Linked DNA regions of Mus musculus: region 2 is linked to region 1. A link is a loop called in an ENCODE intact Hi-C map of the cell type or tissue named here. Cell type or tissue: heart. All regions are shown on one strand.

Region 1 (8,000 bases):
ATAGTTGCACGTGTTGGAACACTTGGTCCCTAGAGTATAACCGTGCCCTGGGAGGTTGTGGCACCTTTAAGAGGTAGAATGTAATTGGATGACGTGATCTTCTGGTCACCATCACACAACGAGCCTTACTAGAAGCTAGTCCAGGCACTGTGTCTTCTCCACTATGGTGGACCCTTAAACCACAAGCCAGAGTAAATCCTTCTCCCCTTAAGTTGATCTGCCACAGCAATAGGAATGTGGCTAAATGGCATATTTAAGTGCGGTAGGGTGTTTGAAAGGGGGGCGCTCTTCTGATCTTCTTCTACCTTAACTTCCTGATGCTCTTGTCCAATAGAGAGGTACACAGTGTTAGAGTAGCATGCAGCAGCCGCGCCAGCAGTAATTTCAGTAAGGTTTGCAGAAGAGGAGAAGACAGAAACGGACCTTGGACAGACTGACTACGGTAAAAATAAAAGTCCCTGTGTGTGGAGTAGAATCCCATGATGCAGAAAGAGTGCCTGCCATGTGTAACTCTCCCTCTCCAAGCATGGGTAGCCTTGTGCCCTCACTAAGGGGGCTGTACTTAGCCCACAGTAGCACTAAGGCAGCAGCTACTGTGGGTTTGACCTTGGCCGGTCGCAGATGCACATCGAGGGCTGTCCTGGAAGGACTACCTTGAGCAACTGCTGTGCCCAGGATGAACCCATCCTGAGTTAAAGCCCGTTAGGAATCTCAGAGTCTACTCAATAGATAATGACAAATGTGTTACCATTGGTGACCCCACGCTCTGCAGACAGGTCTGGGATGTCATCAGGTGTGCTGTTGGGCAGATTCCACTCTGGAAAGAAAGTGGAAGCGGTCGGTGGGGCAGATACTAGAGACCCCTGAGGGCAGCCCGTTGTTGCTGCTAGGCATTCACTGCAACGAATTCGTTAGCTATTCCCGAGCAAAACACTGTGAACTTTATTCACGTCTTTTTAATGAAGAAATCCAAGAGAGGGTCAAGGATGAGCTAAAGGAAATAAGAGATCTTTTCAGTCGTGAGATAAACAAGTGTTATCATGACAGTCAGGACAGAGTTGTTCTATGGCTTGGGAAACTGTACAGCCCCCGTTACCAAGAATCAGGACCAAACAAAACCAAAAATAAACCTGCTGACATCTCTATTTTATGAAGTGGTGTGCCCTGTTACCCCAATGGAGCCCCAGAGGTTGGAGAACCAGAACAGAAGCCTTCCTTCTCCACAGCTGAGACTGAGAGCCCCAAATCAAGGGACTGACCGAAGCCCACATGGCTGATAAGGGACAGGAATGGAAATCAAGTTCTCACTCCCTGTCACTCGACTGCCATGCAGATTTGAGGTACAAGCAATCAGTCTGGCAGCCAACTCAGGTTAGTGCCCACTTACTTATGACAGATGACTCAGTCGGGGAGGAGCACTCACGAGGCTCCGCACCACATGTGGCTGTCCTTTCCTAAGGACAAGGCCCTTCATCTGAAGGGGCGTGTGGAGGCCGAGGGACAGTGTGAACTAGGCGCTGACTTTACTTCACTCCTGTCCCTTTGCCCCTGTCTTTCTCCTCTGTGGGACCGTTCGTTCTCTTTCCGTCAGACTGGCTCCACATTGCTAAACTAACTCGGCTGCACAGCCCACTGTGAGCTCCTCACCCCACTCAAAGCCAGCACAGTTTTATTGACGTAAGTCAGTCATGGGATGACTGGGTGACGGTGTTTCCTACTGAGCTCAGGATTTGATCTCACTTTTTAAAAGCTTACTACCTTCATACCTAGAGCAAAATGCAGTCCCAAAATCTACACTTTTAGAATTTGCCTTAGAGTTTTGTTAAGTGAATCAAAAGGACTAAAGTGATTCAAAGAAATGAACAAAAGAGGAGAGCGAGGAGGCCTAGGGACCACCTCAGAACTCAACAGCGGCATTGTCCTACAGAGCCAGGAAATCCATCTGTCGCTGTCCCTTTTGCTACCTGTGTACCTGCTGTTTGAAATGTGGCCAGTATGTCCAAAGAACCAAATTTCACATCTTGTTCCATTTTAATAACTTAACAGCCTCATGAATCTGGTGACTGTCACACTGAGCACAAAGGGTCTCTGAGGTAATTGAAGAAAGAAGCAACTGGAATATACCCTGTATGGAAGGTCAGGGTGAGCTGTGGCTTCTATTTGTACAGAGGCGCAAATATATTTTCTAAGCAGCCGGGACTTCAGTTCCTACTGAGAAAAGAGGTATCATTCTTGGAAGACCACCGTGGTGAGCTGGTGGGAGAAAGATTGGGGCTTCTGGGAACGGGTGTCTGAATCCAGGCACTGCCGACATTTTAATGACTGAATTCCCACTCACGGCTGCAGGCTTGGCACCACTTTTGGACTATTAAAAGAAACTTGTATGAGCCTGATAGGCACTGCAAAGAACAACTGCAATCCCAGAACTCGGAAGGTAGAGGCAGGGGAATCAGGAGTTCGAGGTCACCTTCAGCTATGTGTCAAGTTTGAGGCCATTCTGAGCTCTTGAGTCCCTGTCTCAAATAAGACAACAAAGAGCAAAACAAACAAACAAAACTCCACCGCAAACAGAAGTGAGACAAGGAGAGACTGTGGTGATGGGGAAAGCTGAGAAAGCAGGCGCAGACCCTGAGGTCTGTGTGCCCGATCTGGGTAAATAACAAACGCTAGTCCCGGGCATGCAGCATAGGAAAGGGTGAAGCCAGGAGGGCTGGCTGGCTCTTTCACTCAGACTTATTTTCAATCCATGGCATAAAAATATTTTTCTTTACCCACCTAGCAGAATAACTCTGCTATGTAAATGTTTCTGTGAACAAATTCAGGTTGAAATGAAGAAAGAAACTAAGGCTTCCTGCTTCCTGCAGGCGATGGTGCGATGAGAAGCTACAGAATCACAAAGAACAGGCTCTGTCCTCGGGGAGGGGAGCGGTGTGTGCGGAGACGGGAAGAGTCTAGGTCCTCACAGAGCCAGTGATAGAAAGGATAAGAACCTGCAGGGGCAGAACGCCGACACAGCAATCAGGGGTACGCTGTACGGGAGTTCCAATCATGGCTTCCGGGTGGAGGGAGAGGAACCAGAAGCCACATCCTGTAAGTCAGGTGGCGCTTGGTGACGAGATACAGATCGCTCAACCTACAGGAAGAGCCACAGCTCTCTCTAACAATGAATCCACTTGAGGATCTTGGTAAGACAGTGACTTCACCAGCGGAATGGGCTGGCAGTAGAGAGGATGTCCATTTTGCCATTCCCGGTGGTGCCACGGGGAGAGAACCTAAGGTTTAAGAGAGCTACCCTGTGGGCATGGCTAAGGAAGCTGGAGGTCGGCCAGCCTGGGAGACAGCTGCAGGACAGTGGGAGAGAGCAAGAACCTGACACCAGCTCAGGCATGCCTTCATAGGCATCCTGCACTCGGCTCCATCCTTGGTGGCAAGGACCCCGTCACCTGAGCATAAATGTGGACCCAACAGCCCCTGATGTCACAGGGTGGCACAGCCTCTGCAGCTGCCTCTTCTGCTGTTCCTCCCCTGGCTGCACATGGAGCTCTGAAGCACCCATGGGGTACTTGACTTCCACAGCCTCGTCCCTCGAGGAAGGTGCTTAGCGTTTCGTGGGCTTTGAGAGCAGTGGAACCATTAGACCCTCCGCATAGATCTCAGGACTCTGTCTGCACCCCTCCTCCACTCCAGACACACTCCGGACGGAGGATGGCCCCTGGCTATTAAACTAGTCACTTCCTAAAGTATGACATTTGGAGTCTTGGAAGCATGGGCAAACCTGCTCTGGCCCAGAGACTGCAAAACTAAGTGTGGCCAGCAGAGGCTCCTGGTACACAAAGAAAGGAAGGAAGGAAGGGAAGATGCTCTGTCAGACATCTGGGGCTGGCCCAGTTAAAACTCAGCAGCAGCCTAAATGACAGAAAAGACAAGAGTCCTGGAGTTCAACTGACGCCAGCCCTGCCTCCAGCTGGCAGACTCCATTTTGGAGGAAGTCACTGCCATGGGATGTGTCTTGCACATGTTTCTTTTTTACTAAAGGTTAGCAAGATTCTCACTGTATCTTATTGCATAAACACGTGTGTTTTTATTTTTATTCCTCTCCCAATGTTAATTTTATGCATTTTACTGGGACATCAGAAGTCTTTAGACGCCCCGCTCTGTTCCCTCCCTCTTTGTAACACTTGTCCTCATCTGTCTCCTGCCCTTGTGTTCATTTATTCCCCTCGTTTCTCTTCCATTTTCTCCTCTCCCTGACCTTTATTTGACTTCACTGATACAGTATTTTTACATGTGTCCCAGGGCTTAGGTGTGACCCTAAAAGTTCCCATGTTGGAAACTTTGATATCCATTTGGCAGTTTGGGAGGGGAGGCCTAATAGATGAGATTAGGTTATGGGGGCGAGGGGCGTCCTCAAGCCACACTTAGTGCCTGTATCATAGCAATGATGCTGGTTTTGTGGGTGTTTAGCTCTCTGCTGGCTTGACACAAGCTAAAGTCATCTGAGAAGAGGGAACCTTAATTAAGAAAATGCCTCTACAGGATCAGGCCAAAAGCAAGCCTGTAAGGCATTTTCTTAACTAGTGATTGGTGGGGGAGGGTCCAGCCCACTGTGGCGATGTCCTCTGTGGGCTGGTCCTGGGTTCTCTCAGAAAGCAGGCTGAGCAAACCATCAGGAGCAAGGCAGTAAGCAGTGCCCCTGTATGGCCTCTGCATGTGCCCCTCCAGGTACCTGCCCTGTCTGAGTTCCTGTCCTGACTTCCTTTGATGATGAACTGTGATGTGCAGTGTAAAACAAATAGCCCCTTTCCTCCCTGCTCTGCCTTTTGGTCATGGTGTTTTGTGGCAGCCATAGAAACCCTCAGTGAGATCCGCCCTTGCCTCTCATCTCCCCTCTGTGTGTGCTCATCGGCTTCCTGGAATAGGGGGAGACACATGAGGTCCTTCCCAGAGGCCAAGGAAATGCCAGTGCTGGCCTCGTGGACTTCCTCGCCTTCAGAACCATGAGCCATGGTAGCCCTCTTTCCTCTGTAAATGTTTCATCCCAGGAATCTTGTCTGTAGCTCAGAGACTTGGTGTACTTGAGAGGACACAGAGTCACAGGAAAGGCACTGATGGCCGAGGTCGGTTACAGGGCCGACAGTAGGAGTGGCCAGCTGGATGGTTGGGACCCAAGCATTTGCTGGTGCTCTGAGGTCCACAGCTGACTGGTAAGTAAGTAGAATTTAGGTCCCAGGGCCCCTGTTGGTCCATGGACAGACAGGCTATTAAAGGGGAAACTGGGGAAATCCAACTTACCCTAAAATTCCACCTGTTTGATTAAAGACGGACCCCAGTCTGATGGCTACCTCACCCATGAGCAGACACTGGGAAGCAGGCATCTTGGAAGGGTGCCCTTAAATAGTGTGAACAGAGCAGTTGCCAACAGGTAGCTGTCCCCTGGGTACGTGAGAAACTCAGACATGTGAGGCGCTCAGAAATGAGAACAGAAGAAGAACAGAGACAGGCAGCACACAAATTAATCTGAAAGATTTGAGCCTGACCCCCCTCCCCTCCCGACCGATGCATTCCTGAGAGGGCGAGGCAGGTGGACGGCATGGGCTGAGGCTGCTCCTCAGGTTGTGATTGCTGGGCGATGGCTTCATCTGGAAACGGAATCTCCTGCGCACTGTGGTTCTCTGACTGCGCTTCTCATCTCACTTCAGCTTCTGGACACAAGACCTGCTTAGTGCACACTGAGTGGGCTGGAGCAGAACACGGCTGGCACCACCCCCTGAGTCATTCTGGTCCTCACACCAAAGGTTCCAACTGTGGCAATCAGTCTTCTGACCATCTACATCAGTCCCCCAGAATGACCCAGATAATCTGCTTGGCCACACTGTGGCCCAGTCACAATTCACATCAGACCATCTGGTCACTGTGTCTCCTCCAAGGGTAGCCCAGGAAGACCATCTGCTTTAAAGCTCTGTATGTCCTGTCCAGACATACAGCAAGAGCTGAGGCCGGTCACACACGCAGCAAGCCATTCTCCCCGTGCCTCTGCGTGAACCACCGAGATTCCGAAATGCAGTGTAGCTCAGCTGCCCTCAAACCTGCAGAGCCTGCTTTGCATTCTCAGTGAATGTGCAGGAATATTCCAAATGCAAATTAAGCTTTATGGGGGCCATAACCTTGGCCATTTGTTGCAGCAGATCCTGTTATTGCCTGATGTTGCAAAATACAACCAAGGCTACTCTGGCTCCTCCTCCTCTTCAAATTTTAAAAATCTAACTGTCAGGATGAATAAGCCATCTTTCCTGTTTCCTTACACCATTTCTTTGGCTAGTGCTTTTAGTGAAAGCCCGTCTGCACATAAGCAATCAGAGCTAGTCTCGGCAAGAGAAGGGCAGGAAAACTGTCAGGGCCACATAACATCAGTGCACCGAGTCCTGACAGCAACTCAGAAAGAAGTGGGGTTAACACACTGAGGGAGCATAGGCTTTCAAAAAATTATAAAGAACGTTAGAAAAAACAGGTCAGGTAAAGTACAAGTGGCGATTACAAAATCTATAGAGATCAATATGATTCAGTTGTAAGGAAAAATGTAATTTGTAGGAAAATGAGTGGGCATAAAAACATAATGTTACCGGAGGCTAGCCCAACTAGGAAAGGAAACCAAACCAAGCCCACATGTTCACCCTCATGGCTCTCGGCTTATGATGTAAACACATCTGCATGTAAACAAGTGTGAGTATAGGCACAGTGGAACATTTAGAAAGGAGACCAAGAGAGGGGAAGAGAATGGAGGCAAAAAGACCCATGAAAGTGGGTACAAAGCTAAGTTTTTCCTACTTCCAACCCTGTCATGGCTTTTTGTTTTTATTTTTCTAGCGGTGAATGAGAATTTAACTTTCTGGGCTTAGAAGCAGCAGGAGCCAGTTTTGCATCCAAAGGGATCCAGTATGTGTTGTTCTTCCAGGCAGAGTTAGGACTGTGCAGGTATTACCGAGGGCTGTGACGTGGCTTCCAAAGTGGTGGCCTAGAGCTACACCTGCATCCACTGGTGTCACAGCTGGGTGGACCAAGGGTCAGGACCACTGCACCAGCACAGGAGGAAAGCAAGGCAGAAAATGCCCGGGTCCTCCGGGCTTCTGTTTTCACACTGTTTCCCCCAAGTCCTGGTTGGAGCTAGCTGGGGACGCAGAAACAGCTCTAACTGGACTTTGTCTTGGTGGATAGCTAGCTCTTGGCCTCTTCACTCCTGCTGGTCTCTCTAAGCACGCTCTCTCCTGTATCACAACCTTCCGGCCACTCTTCCTCTTTAATAGCATTCCACCTCGAATTTGGTTCATTTTTTTCTCCTCCTTTTAAGAGCAAGGTGGTGCCCTGTTCACTTGGAGACTTCATCTGTAAATTCTCTTATCTGTTGCCTTTCAATTCTGTTTCCACAAAATATTAAGATGTTGAAATAATTCAACCAAGTTCTTTCCTCCGGGGCCCCCTAAGGTGCCCCCCACTATGGACCAGAACATCAGAGTGGTTGCTTCCCCAACTTTCAGTCCGGCATTCTGGTCATAATCACTCAGGCAATCTCTAAGGGTGGCACGGCTTCCCACCACTGCCACCAGCGCCTCCCTTCCCGCCCTAGTTGTGATAACTTAGACTTGTTCTAGCATACAAGACTGCAAAACAAGTGGAAATGTGCCAGGTTTGGTGAAGGTAGGCTTGGGATTTGCTACTGTCACAACAAGGTAGATTGCTGAGCACGGTGTAACTGTACCAGCCTCTGCCCGTGACCCATCTCCCTGTCTCCAAAGAGGAATTTGTCATAGCAACATCCCACTTCTCTGGCACCAGGCTCTAGTACATCTTAATTTGCTTGCACTTCTGCAACAGAATTAAGACTGGGTATTGGAGGACAGAGAGAAATTTGTTTCCTCGAAGCTGTAGGGGTTGAAAAGCACAAGATCAGGTCCTGGTGGAGTGTGTGCCCATGTTGTGGTTGCATTCCCCAAGGGAATGAACAC
Region 2 (8,000 bases), 64 kb after region 1:
CTGAGTGTTGGCGGGAGAAAAGATGAGTAAGGAGGACACGGGATTTTAAGGCCATGTAATGATTGTGTGCGGTATGACAATGATGACACAGCGTGTAAAACTAGAGTCAAGTCTCATGTGCACTCTGAACTCAGGTTACGAGAAGTGTTGGCGTGGGCTCACTGGTTACAACAAATCACATGGTGTGGGCTTTGATGGTAGGAGAGGGGAAGTTCTGGTGGACAGAAGGTATGTAATTTTTGTGAACCCAAGACAGCTCCAAACATGAAAGACTATTTTGTAAAAACATGAATAAAATTCTGGGGGTGGGGTGGGGAGGAGCAGGAACTGGCAGACCCATTCCAAATGCAAAGCACAGGCTGAGTAGGTACCACAGTGGAGGCGCTTGCCCAGTGAGGGTGGGGCTCATGGATGTTATGCTTTATCCAGCATAGCCTTTAAACTCACTCACCTGAAAGTTAGTAGGCATGGCATACTTAACTTTAAAAAGATTATGACTGTCCTAGGAAATGATTATAATAAACCCAGATATATTTTAAAATATTCTTGTACAGTGATCACAGTTATTTTTTCATCCCACATAGCCTTCTGTCTATTACTTTAAGTTCGAAAGCACAGTACTTTATGTAAAGATCTGGCCTTCAGCAGTAATGGTGAAGGTTTTTCTCCATTGGAAAAGTCTCATATACATTGTCAGTAAATTTGTATAGGAAACTTTTTATTTGAGAAAAAAAAAACCTATCTACCTAAGTTTATGTTTTAAAGTCATTCAGTTGACCTGAAAGCGAGGAGAAGACAAATGATAAGCATTGTGGCTCTGGTCACCATCACGCCACAAGAGACACTGGCTCCTGCAGTTATGTAGGAGAATGAAAATGCTGTAAGCCTGTGAGGTGGTTCAGGAAGTAAGGCGCTTGCCTGTTGACTGAGTTTGACTGATCCCCCAGGACCCACCTCAGAGAATGTGTTAACTGATCCCCTAAAGTGGTTCTCTAACCTCCACTAGAACACCACGATATGTCCACAATAGATAAGGAAAACAGAATAAAACAATCTTAAAACTGTGACTATATGATTCACCCCCACTTTGGTATTATTTTAAAATCAAGCATTTTGAAAACACATATTCTCAAAAACCAAACAAAATAATACAAAACCCAGAGTATCCCTGTAAAACTATCATATGAAGGATACATTTTTAATCTGTGGTTTCTAATATTTTAATTATATGTTTTGAAGTAATGGTTTATGCAATCTAAGAGTAAATAAAATAGCAGAAAGCACTAATTACAGTGCCTGTGTTTAAACTAAAAATAATCTCAGAGAACAAGATATGTGCTATTAATTCACTTGAAGATTCTTTTACAATGAACAAAAACCACATTTGTACATAAAGAAAACACATAAAATGTTAAATGTACGGACATAGGAGGCATACATCCAAGCGTTCTGGTTTGGACAGTAAGAAGAGGAAACTTTACATACTCGGCTTTGACAGGCAGCACACTTCTAGTCTTTGCTCTGCGGAACACCTGTAGAGTTGGTATGCTTCCTCGAGGGCACTTCTATACCACCTCTTCTTCTTCGTACAGTCTGCTGCCTAGAGAAATGCATAAATTCAAACAAGGAATAGTGTTTATTTTTAAATGTTAATTTTGTTTTAGATCCTATACTTGACATAACACTCACTGGAGCTAAGTCTAATTTGAGCACCACATAAATGTTGCTTAGGCTTGGTACCTGGCTATTGTTTTAGTGTTTTGAAGCTTAGCAGAGTTGTGAGAATCTAAGTTAAAGACCCTTCATTAAGATGATATGATGCATTTCCCATGCTCCCAGGGTAGCAAGCAGTCAGCAGGATACATCTGAAGGGGGTAACACTAACCTCACTTTATGTGACAGAGAACGAGACTCGAGTGGTCAGGAATGACAAAGCAGTGTTCTTAGTGTATGACAATTAATTCTATTTGCATCTAGTGTGGTGTTGTGCCAGACCTACACACACACACACACACACACACACACACACACACACACACACACACTCTTTGCCTGCTCTGCCCCAGCCTCTCCGTGTGTATACTTTGTGAGTCTGAGCAGCCAACCACTGACTTTTCATGAGTGTTATAGGACACAGTGGATGACAATTTCTAGGATAGTAGGAATACAGTGTGTGTCATTCTAATAAGGCATTGCACATTTTCTAGGTGTTTAAAAAACTGAAAAAAAGAACCTGAATTAAAAATATCAATCATCTAATACAGCAATTTTTCTAAAACCTTTTAATTGTTAGGAAGTTTTATGACTTTAAATATTACAATTATAAAATGTGTGACTGATTTTCTTTTTGAAAATGCCATCAGTGGGGATATGGATATTTCTTCTACTGAGACATATTTACCACCCAGACATGAAGCTCTTAGGCTTGTCCTAGATAGAAGAAATAATGCAGTATTTGCACACAATTTTCAACCTCTACAACATTCCCTCTCAACTCACAGAATGAAACTGTGAACAAAGCCCTTTTCAGATGCCACATGGGTAGTCCCCAAAGTATTATCAACTATTTGCTCCAAGTATGTCCAACATTGTCATTTATTGATTTGCTACATTCTGACATATGTTGTAGTTACAGGTGGCCATGACCATCTCCACCCAAAAACGAAGGTCCATGACAACACTAGGTGTTTATCTTTGTAGCTTTCATGGTGCCACGGGTTTGACACCTCAATGAGTGTTGTGAACATTCAGAAAATGCCTCTTAACTGCTTTTGGACAATCACTGGTACATAATTGAAGTAGTAAAAGCGTATAATCAAATAAAAAATACTTTCATATACATAAAATGTAAATTTCATTCATTTATTATGTTAAGCTGAAGGGGTTTGCCACCCCAAAGGAGGAACAACAATATCAATCAACCAGACCCCCCAGAACTCCCACAGACTAAACCACCAACTAAAAAGTACACATGGAGCAACCCATGGCTCCAGCCACATATGTAGCAGAGGATGGCCTTGTTGGGCATCAGTGGGAGTAGAGGCCCTTGGTCCTGTGAAGGCTCTATGCCCCAGTGTAGGGGTATATGAGGCCAGGGAGGTAGGTGGGTGGGTGGGGGAGCACCATCACCACCATAGAAGCAGGGGGAGGGGGTATGGGATAGGGGGTTCTGGAGGGGAAATTGGGAAAGGGGATAACATCTGAAACGTAAATAAATGAAATATCCAATAAAAATTTAAATTTACACACAAAAAATGAAAATGTAAGCAATTTGATTTGTTAGCTGTAATCTTTAATGTTTACAATTTATGTGCTTTGTGTATGTGACACAGCACATGTCTGGAAGCTAAAGCACAACTTGAGGAGCCTAGTTCTACCCTACCAGGCGAGTTGTTGTGATTAAACTCAGGTTGTCAGGAATGGAGACAAGCATCTTTACCCACCAAGCCATCTGGCTGGCTTTCACACTGCACATGTAAGTTAAGACTGTCACGGTGGCCATGGTAACACACACCTTCAACCCCATCACTCAGGCAGGTGGATCTCTGTGAGCTCACAGTCAGCCTGGTCCACAGAGTGAGCTCTAGGCCAGCCGCGCTGTATGTAGAGCTCTTGTCTCGAATGTGTGTGTTAGGCAGGTAGCTAATGTGTCTCTGCAGCACTAACGCTACCATGATGATAAGGAGCTGTCCAGTGGGGATCTCTTCCTAAAACTGAACAGATGCTCCTCGGTTCCCTTTAAAGAAACAGCTCGGGACTGACGCTGGCAACACTGAACTACAGACAGCTCAGGGAGCTGGGAAGCTGGGACTCTGTCAGGGCTTCTTTAAGAACTTATGGTAGATACAGGACACCTAGTGGCTGAACAAATTAACACTGCCTGAAGGTGCTCAGTTGAGCCTCAACTTTATGAAGAATTTTTAATTCCAGAATGAGACTCAACTGTACACTGCACTTTTTTTTTTTAAATCAAGACGTGGCAGGTTCAAGCTCTAGGGATTCTGGATCTCCATCTTTGTCACTCTCTGAACTCTTTCTCACGTAGTCAACCATGATTAATGCTTTTTCTATTCTACAAATTCAATATGCATTTATAAGCACTTGAAAAAAACATAGGCATTTATTTGACATTGATATTAATAGATATATGTTTTGTTTTTCCTCTTTTTGATTATGCAATTGATTGACTGATTCAACACAATGTAGCCCCCTATTTGGGGAACTGTTGGTGAGCAGACAATACTCACCTCTGGTCCACTGTGTGAAAAGCAGCACTCTAGCATTCTGTGTGGGGTAAGGAAAGCCTACATGGCAGGAGGCCAGGGCAATCACCCATGCAGAGTGAGCGAGAGCAGAACAGTGGTCAGAGAAACTCACTGAAACTGACAGGGTGTCTTTTGAGCAGACTTGAAGGAGTTTGGGGAGCCAGCCATCTAGCCCTTCAAGAAAAGAATGTTTCTGGAGAAGATATTCTCAAAGGTCGGATATGGATGCATATTCAGGATGCATCAAAGAACGCAGTGTGGCAGAGAGACAATGATAAAAGATGGGGAGAGTGCCAGAAAAATTACTAAGGGCCAGAGTAGGGAGGGCCATGAAGCCAGCAGCAGTGTTTAGTTCCTGCCCAGCCTGAAACAGGTGACACTGCAGAGCTCTGGTGGAGACGGTCCACCAGACCGTCTTTCCCTGCCTTTCCCGCTTTGTGAGACATGGTCTTACTGCATACCTCAGGCTGGACAGAACTTGCCATGCCCGTCTCACTCTGTTCACTGGAATTACATGCACCACCATACCTGGCTTTGGTTAATGCCTTCAAACAATCAATCTCACTACTCTGATGAGTTCAAGTTATGCAGAAGTTAAGTGTCGCTGTGGAACAGCTGCTTAGCAGGCTACAGCAACAGCCCAGGCAGGAAACCGCAGTGGTGTGCAGCAGGGAGACACTTTTGAGAGTGTGAATTCTGTTATTCCATTCCAGCTTCCATTACTTTAGTAGTATTAGTAACAAACTGCTTTAACTGTTAGAGTTTCTATCATTAACACCTTGTGTATTCTGCAGGCGAATATCATCACTCTAGGTTCTACGTTCCTACAAATACTAAGATTCTGTTTCCTTTTAAATTGGGGCTTTGTTGACAGTAACTTAAATTGACATCTACTGAGTTAAATCTTCCACACCAAAAAGTGGATTCTGTTTTTCCATCTTCTTGGGCTTCTTTCCTATCTTTGTAGTAGGATTTTGAAGTTTTACATAGTAGGTTTGATGCTTTGCTTCACACTCTTACTCCAGTGCATTTTATATAACTTGGTGTCATCAAAAATGAGTATCACAATTGTATTTTCAAACTAGTCGCTTGTGTACAGCAATCGTATTAGATGAGATAGAACTGAATTTTCCCACTTTGAATGGTTTTCCTATTATTCAGTAAAGACAGTAGGTTTTCTACTTGAGTTCTACTGCTTTGCCAGGCACATAACCATGTTAAACACATTGTGTTGGAACTAGAGGTGACTCAGTGGTTCCCAGCACTGGACACTCTTCAAGATGTCTTTACTGTCCAGTACTCACATAGCAACTCACAACTGTTTTTATTCCAGTTCTTATTCATATAAAATACAAATTGAAAACTATCATTTTGCTTTTCCCTTTCCTGTCTGAAATTTTTTTCTTTCAGCTAATTATATAAACAACTAAAACCCAATATTAAATATTAGAATATAGAAATTTAACATACTTTTTAAAAAATTCCAATTTCTTACAGAAATGATAAGTTTCTCCTCTATTTAAAATACTCAGTCAGATAGATGAGTTCATGTGCTTTCTAAAACATGAACTGAACCAAATCATTCTGTAGAGGACTTCAGAAAGAGTGTTTGTAACCATCACAGCTCTCCTAGACACTGCTACAATCACTCACTTGGCATCTTCCAGGCAAAGGTCTCTGGATTGTCAAGAGAGGCCCAGTATCTCACTAAGCAAATGCATTCCACATCCTTGTTACTAGGTTACTGTTTATCAAGAATGAATCACCACCGAGCCTGAAGGTATTGTAATGGTAACATTGTCATTCATTTTACTTCAAAACACTAATAACTCTCGTGTGGTGGCATAAGCCTTTGATGACAGCGTTCAGGAGGCATAGACAGGTGGATCTCTATGAGTTCCAAGCCAGCCAGATCTACACAGCGAGTTCCAGCCAGCCAGGGCTATACAAAGCAACCCTGTCCAAAAGGGAAAAACATGTAAAGATGAATGCCTAGAGTAGGTCATGTGACACTTCTGCGTATCTGTTAACTTCAGAATATAAAGTGTCCTCCAGTTGCTGTGCCCCTTACAAAATTAATAAAATTTCCATTAATGTGTTCAAATTGTTTAAGTTTCTGTTCATGCCGGCTCTTGCACTTCATGTACAAGGAGCACAGCCCAGGCTGCAGCTTGTGCCCGCTGATCCTCAGCCCTCTTTTCCCCTAAATTTACCATATCCTCACGTGTTAAAATGAAAAAGAAAAGAGGCCAAAGAAAATGTTTTTGTTGCTCTACTATCATACAGTGTTATAGTTGATACCTTGTAGACCTGAAAGAAAGTATAGTTTTCATGGTGTTTTTAAAAAAAAAATTAGATTCCCACCTTCCCTATCCTCCCTCCAAATCCTCTCATGTAACCCCCTTGCTCTCTTTCAAAGTTATGGCCTTTTTGTCTTGAATTGTTGTAAATGGATGGTGCATGTGTGTGTGTTTGTGTGTGTGTGTGTGTGTGTGTGTGTGTGTATTCCTAAATATAGAAGTACAACTGCTTAGAACATATCGTATTGCTTTGTATGTCTAACCTTTAAGGGCTGACCATTTGGTATTGGATAACCAATTGGTGTGCTCTTCCTTGGGAAGATTATTTATTCCACTCTCAGTATTGCACAGCTGTGTTAGTTCTTTGTCTAGAGTTGAGGCCCTATGAAATTACCCCATTCTATGTAAACATGTCCATTGGTGTCATCCTCTCTTAGGGCACATTTGCCATGTTTTTGAGACTTTGCAGGTGTAGCTTCATAGACATAATATTTCTAGGAGATGCATTTCTCAGCAAACTTCTTGTTCCTTGATTCTTTTCATCTTTTTCCCCCTTTAAAACAATGATGCAGAACTTGCATTGTAGATGTATCCATTGGTACTGAGCACCACAATCTTCATTTTGATTAGTGGTGCTTTTCTATAATCTTCATCTATTGCAAAGCATTTTCTTGACGAAGGGTGAAAACTATGCTTACCTGTAGATACAAGGATAAATGTTTGGAATGTAGTTAGAAACTATGCTGGTTTAGTACAGGGGTGGTTGTAGTTTTTCCTCCAAGGTCCATGACTTCAGTAGCTCAAGGTAGGTGGTTAGGGTTCTAGTACCAGGCATGATTTCCCTCTTGTTGAGTAAGCCTTAAGTCCAATTATAGAGATGTTGGCTAGCACCAAAGTACTATATGCCACTACTGCACACTTAGCATTATGGTTGCCATATTGGTCATTGTAGTGGTTTATAACCATCACTGCTAGGTAAGACTGTTGGTTGCTTCCCTCCTTTGGAAGCTAGCATGGTATGTGCTGGTAACATGAACCTGACAAATACAGAGGCAAATGCTCACAGCCAACCATTGAACTGATCACGGGGACCCCAATGAAGGAGTTAGAAAAAGGACTGAAGGAGCTGAAGGGATTTGCAACCCCATAGGAAGAACAACAATATCAATCAACCAGAACCCCCCCCCCCCCGCAGAGCTCCCAGGGACTAAAAACCAACCAAAGTGTACACATGGAGGGACACGTGGATAGCCCTGGGGCTAATTATATTTGATGTTAATTCCATTCCCCTATGAGGGGTTGTGAACAAGGAATGAGTCAGCACTCAGGTGATTTCCTGTAAACCTGCTTTCCACCTTAATTTGTAAAATAAAAAAGAGCTGATGATTGGGCAGATAAAGAGAAGGTGGAGCGGAAGGCAGGGAGAGAGAAGGAG

Evidence for each region. A loop is a pair of places that touch in the nucleus more often than their neighbours do. Peaks named below come from ENCODE experiments on the same cell type or tissue, not always from the same donor. Only the 100,000 strongest peaks of a DNase experiment are listed, where the experiment ranks them.
Region 2: it touches region 1 in a loop (5-fold over the local background); 11 of 42 quality-filtered maps call a loop at or near these places.

The regions. Positions count from the first base shown.
Region 1 is chr9:117,899,388-117,907,387 of GRCm38, forward strand. No RefSeq gene overlaps it. Among named protein-coding and RNA genes, the nearest start is that of Azi2, 140 kb to the right of the region's middle. In heart, a CTCF peak has its summit at 3,799; no DNase peak of the experiment used is centred here; H3K27ac peaks cover 410 bases; H3K27me3 peaks cover 265 bases.
Region 2 is chr9:117,962,979-117,970,978 of GRCm38, forward strand. Zcwpw2 (zinc finger, CW type with PWWP domain 2) reads right to left here. Exons shown (of 9, transcript NM_001378466.1): 4 at 1,486-1,600. Among named protein-coding and RNA genes, the nearest start is that of Azi2, 74 kb to the right of the region's middle. In heart, a CTCF peak has its summit at 3,869; no DNase peak of the experiment used is centred here.